Linked DNA regions of Homo sapiens: region 1 is linked to region 2. A link is an interaction called in ENCODE POLR2A ChIA-PET data of the cell type or tissue named here. Cell type or tissue: B cell. All regions are shown on one strand. Links, peaks and the distances in the headings refer to the core of each region. The heading gives the core; the rest is flanking DNA. Region 1 overlaps DENND5B (DENN domain containing 5B). Region 2 overlaps BICD1 (BICD cargo adaptor 1).

Region 1 (2,813 bases), core at 198-2,697, 740 kb before region 2:
AGCAAGATTCCGTCTCAAAAAAAAAAAAAAAAAAATCCATAAGCATGAATATCAGCTCTCCTGTCCTTTTGCCAAAGGATGACCAGGTTTGGGCAGAAAACATTTTACAGTAGGGAGGAGAACCACCGCGGGGAAAACATTTATTTGAATATTTCCTGCTTGCTAGAATCTGTGCTAGACCCTGAAAATAGTAGGAGAAGACCTAGAAAGCCCCAAAGCACATCATTACAAGTGAAAAATAGAGCTTAACAATGAAAATGCAAAACAAATTAGTATATAAGCTGCTTAAGACAACTTTAGACATATAATCACAAAAATGATCCTGCACGCTTTGAGTGTTCCTCTATTTTATTTGATTCAAGGAAAAATGAAAAAGCCAGACAGAATCATCTGTAAAACTACACGTGATACATTCTTCTAGGAAAGGTATTAGCTGAACCTACCTCAAAGGTCATTTCGAGGAGGTTTTTGGGAATCTGCATTACTCCTGTGTCTCCCAGCTCTCCTGATACACAGATCCAAGGGTTTGATGTGATTATTGCATTGCTCAGCTTTTTGATTGGGATGATCACTGACCTATACGGAATCACTGAAAGAAAAATGCAGAAATTAATTAAAAAGCGGGAATAAAATTCTCCTTATAACAAAACATATATTAAGAACTCTTGTTGGTTTTCATTGATAATTTGCTTTTTATGAGCTATCAAGATGTACTTATACGAAAAGTTGAGATCATAACCTTTCAGTCTAGAAAGATGAGATCTAGTTTGCAAACCAGAAGTCTCAATACTCGTAGCAGTGGTTTTCACAGCATGTATATCATCATGTATGTATGATGCATATATCAACATTAAACGTATGAACAATCTCAAGCATTAGCACGAGAATACCTAAAGATGTGAACACTGACTGTGTATATTGTGTTTTCATTGCTTAAATTTTCTTAAAAATTAATTTTGTAACAAAATTGAATAGAAATGAACATGATTACTGATATGGTTTTATATAAAAAGAGGGGTGGATGACTTCTTGGACAGTATTGAGTTTCTTGGGCAATGCTTTAAAGCACTGCATTTCAGAACTTTCCTGTCCCAAGTTTACAGAACAATATGCAAAAACCACAAATAATAAACAATGGAACCTCCACTCTGGACATATCGTGAAGTCTATAAACCACAACTTTGAAAGCTATTAAGGTGACTCACACGCAAGAGGAGCCCAGGGAGGCTCTTCCACAGACAGACCACTAGATGTCACTGCCCTATCACTGTCCTTTGCTCAAATGTGGAAGCACGAGAGGTTAGATGTTATGCATGTCCTCCCTTCTTTTTTTTTCTTTTTTTTTTTTGCCAACATGGCAAAACCCCGTCTCTACTAACAGTACAAAAATTAGCCGGGTGTGGTGGCAGGCGCCTGAAATCCCAGCTACTTGGGAAGCTCAGGCAGGAGAATCACTTGAACCCGGGAGGCAGAGGTTGCAGTGAGCTGAGATTGCACCACTGCATTCCAGCCTGGGCAACAGAGTGAGACTCTGCCTCAGAAAAAAAAAAGAAAGAAAAAAGAAAACGGCTGGATGTGGTGGCCTGTAATCCTAGCACTTTGGGAGGCCGAGGTGGGTGGATCACAAGGTCAGGAGCTTGAGACCAGGCTGACCAACACGGTGAAACCCCGTCTCTACTAAAAATACAAAAATTAGCCAGGTGTGGTGGCACACACCTGTAATCCCAGCTACTCAGGAGGCTGAGGCAGGAGAATCGCTTGAACCCGGGAGGCAGAGGTTGCAGCGAGCCGAGATTGTGCCATTGCACTCCAGCCTGGGCAACAGGAGTGAAACTCCATCTCCAAAAAAAAAAAAAAAAAAAAAAAAAAAGTGCAGACAGGGCCAGGCACGGGGGCTCATGTCTGTAATCCTACCTAGCACCTTGGAAGGCTGAGGTGGGCAGATCACTTGCGCTCAGGAGTTCATGACCAGCCTGGGCAACAAAGTGAGACCTTGTCTCTATACAAAATAAAAAACATAATTAGCCAGGTCTGGTGGTACACACTTGTAGTCCCAGCTACTCAGGAGGATGAGGAGGGGGGATCCCTTGAGCCAGGGAGGTCAAGGATGCAGTGAACTCTGATCCCACCACTGCACTCCAGCCTGGGCAACACAGCGAGACCCTATCTCAAAACAAAAAGGGGGCAGATGGTTTAAGCACATAAGCATTTTTGTCCATCACAGCCATACATTTCTGGTTTTTTGTTTGTTGGTTTTCTAGAGACAGGATGTAGCTCTGTCGCCCAGTCTGAAGTGCAGCAGCCCAATCAGTGTTCACTGCAGCCCTGATCTCTGGGGCTCAAGCAATCCTCCCATCTCAGCCTCCCCAGCAGTTGGGACTACAGGTGCACGCTACCACACCTGGCTAACTTTATTTATTTAGAGTTTCACTCTTGTCGCTCAGGCTGGAGTGTAGTGGCACATTCTTGGCTCACTGCAACCTCTGCCTCCTGGATTCAAGTGATTCTCCAGCCTCGGCCTCCCAAGTAGCTGGGATTACAGGCGTCTGCCACCTCGCCCAGCTAATTTTTGTACTTTTAGTAGAGAAGGGGTTTTGACATATTGGCCAGGCTGGTCTCGAACTCCTGAACTCAGGTGATCCACCGGCCTCAACCTCCCAAAGTGTTGGGATTCCAGGCATAAGCCACCGCGTCCGACCTCTAGCTTTTTTTTTTTTTTTTTGAGACAGAGTTTTGCTCTTGTGGCCCAGGCTGGAGTGCAATGGCATGATCTCGGCTCACTGCAACCTCTGCCTCCCGGGCTCAAGCGATTC
Region 2 (2,813 bases), core at 85-2,584:
TTGCTATGTTGGCCAAGCTGGTCTCGGACTCCTGAGCTTAGGCAATCCGCCTGCCTTGGCCTCCCAAAGTGCTGAGATTACAGGCGTGAGCCACCGTGCCTGGCCAAATATATAAAGTTTAAAAATAGCTCGCTTGTGTTCATTGCCTACCACATACTGGGTATTGTGCTAGATATTTAATATGCCAGATAGCATATGCCTCATTAGCCTATGAAGTAGAGGCTTTTATTATTATTTCCACTTACATAGATGAGAAAATTGCAGCACAGATAAATTAATTTGTCTAGCGATGGAACCAAAATCTCAGTCAGGCAGTGTGACTTCAAAGCTTGTATTGATAGAAGTTCTCCAAGTGCTTTAAATATATTAACTCATTCAGACTCACCAAGCTGTGCATTTTTAGTTTATAGAGTTGATATCAGTATTAAATAGGAATATGTATGTGTATGTATTTATATATGTATGCAGATGGTCCCTGACTTAACGATGGTTCATCTTAATGATTTTTTGACTTTATAATTATTTTTTGACTTTATAATTTTTTGACTTTATATAAACCATATTTTGGGTGCCCACACGTCTATTCTGTTTTTCACTTTCAGTACACCAGTCAACAAATTACATGAGCTATTCAACACTTTACTTTAAATAGGCTTTGTGTTAGGTGATTTTTGCCCAAATATAGGCTAATGTAAGTGTTTTGAGCATGTTTAAGGTAGGTGAGGCTAAGTAAGCTGTATTTGATAGGTTAGGCGTATTAAATGTATTTTTGACTTATGATATTTTTCAAACTATGATGGGTTTACTAGGACATAATCTCATCATCAGTTGAGGAGCATCTGTATATGTATGTGTTTAGATAGATATAATTAGATATCTATATATAATAGATTCTATGCTATGGGCATTGTAAGTTCTAAATTGCTTCAGTGGCATTATTGTACATTCTTACATAAGATTGAAGAATTTTGTGATTTTGATTAATTTATATCCTTCAAAGTGACCAGGAAGGTAGAGTTTGCATGCAGAAAATTTGCATGTATATTAATTCCATAAATAATGTTTGTAGTTAAATTTTCATTTTGTTTAAACATTTTTTACAAGATAGAGTTTACTCAGTGCTGTTATTTAGCAGCTGTGTGTATGACTTCATAATTTAGGGGGCTGTCTGTTTTGTGTTCTAAGCCACGTGGCTGCTGTGGTGACTGCTTTAGAAACTTTCAGTTCCCTTTGCTGTGAAACAGGTTTCAGTGCATCGTCCCTGTGTATAAGGTCAGGTTTCTTACATGGACTCACTCTGTTTCTGTAAATTTGTCTGAGAATTTTCAAGGCAGTGCTTTCATGGCCTCTCCTCTAATTTTGTGTGTGTGTGTTTGTGTGTGTCTGTGTGTGATGATGAAAAAGTCAAAAGCCCTAAAATTAAATCAGAGTTTAATCCATGTCCCTAAACTAGATAAGCTGCTTTAGACCTTTTCCTTATCCCTTACACGTCGCTCAGTAAATACTTGCTGATTGACTTTCAAATTCAGATTACTTTTACGCTAGCATACGGTGGGCACAAAGGGTTTTTTTGTTTATTTGTTTGTTTGAGACGGAGTCTCGCTCTGTCGCCAGGCTGGAGCGCAGTGGTGCAATCTCGGCTCACTGCAACCTCCTCTTCCTGGGTTCGAGCGATTCCTCGTGCCTTAGCCTCCCAAGTAGCTGGGACTACAGACAAGCGCCACCACGCCCAGCTGATTTTTGTATTTTTAGTAAAGACGGGGTTTCACCATGTTGGCCAGGATGCTCAAACCCCTGACCTCGCGATCCGCCCGCCTCGGCCTCCCAAAGCGCTGAGATTACAGGCGTGAGCCACCGCTCCTGGCCTGGGCACAGAGTTAAAAAAAAAATACTGGTAACAGAAAACTTGTTGGCGTGTTTCAGTTTTCAGAGTCTTCTATAAGGTCTTATACCAGCCGAGAAGCAGCAGAACCATCTGTCCGTGTACCGAGGACGGATCTCAGCAGCTCTCTGTTCAGTGGCTCCTGCCTTTGTAGTGGATTCCCTTGCTGTGCTGTAATTAAGTCAGCCGGCAGGAGTTCCTGTTTTGAGGGGGCCTCTCCCGGCTGGAGAAGTACCACTGCCTTTGTGTTACCTGCCATGTTATTGTGGAGTGGATAATTTTTTTTTCCTGCATGGGTCTTGGTTTAACAGCAGGATCCTCTGGGCTTCTTCCAAGAAGCACCACATTTCCCTGAAAATAAATGGCAGATGAATTATTTCTTGAGATTATGAAAATCTGTTAGATGAAAGCTTGCCTTTTTCTCATGTTCAAAACAATGCTAAATGCTTATAATTATACTCCCAATGAATTACTTCTTTCACTGGCTTCCTTTGCTCTGGCAAAGGTGGATTTTTTTTCCATGGCAGAGAAATTTTATAAAAAATGTAATATTTTAGAAAATGCCTAAATGTCAAGAATACAACATCTTGTTTGTTGTTGTTGTTGTTGTTTTGTTTGTTTTTTGATACGGAGTCTCGCTCTGTCGCCCAGGCTGGAGTGCAGTGGCGCAATCTCAGCTCAATGCAACCCCGCCTCCCGGGTTCAAGCAATTCGCTGCCTCAGCCTCCCGAGTAGCCTCCATTGAAGGAAGTGCCATAGTGTGGGAGGATCTTTTTATTTTCTACGCGCACCGTATTTGATTCTGTGTTTACAGGAACTGTGTCTGTAGACAAAAAGCAAAATGTTGGGGTTTAGTTTCTTCAGGTGAATAAAATGTTACTTGCATCTCCTCATTGTCACAGTGTTCGTATTACATACTTCGTGTGTGTAG

The links. ChIA-PET counts read pairs that join two places held together with the same protein. Peaks named below come from ENCODE experiments on the same cell type or tissue, not always from the same donor. Only the 100,000 strongest peaks of a DNase experiment are listed, where the experiment ranks them.
Region 1: POLR2A ChIA-PET joins it to region 2 with 12 read pairs; 3 of 35 experiments call an interaction of 5 or more read pairs at or near these places.

What each region holds. Positions count from the first base shown.
Region 1 is chr12:31,402,055-31,404,867 of GRCh38, forward strand. It overlaps DENND5B (DENN domain containing 5B), which reads right to left. Exons shown (of 21, transcript NM_144973.4): 15 at 444-589. Among named protein-coding and RNA genes, the nearest start is that of LINC02387, 34 kb to the left of the region's middle. In B cell, for the core only: a CTCF peak has its summit at 1,264 (motif pointing right); a DNase peak (open chromatin) is centred at 1,257.
Region 2 is chr12:32,137,994-32,140,806 of GRCh38, forward strand. All of the region lies in intron 1 of BICD1 (BICD cargo adaptor 1), which reads left to right. Among named protein-coding and RNA genes, the nearest start is that of BICD1-AS1, 32 kb to the left of the region's middle. RefSeq lists an enhancer at 1,953-2,002. In B cell, for the core only: a CTCF peak has its summit at 2,283; DNase peaks (open chromatin) are centred at 1,238 and 1,998; H3K4me3 peaks cover 1,546 bases; H3K27ac peaks cover 2,289 bases.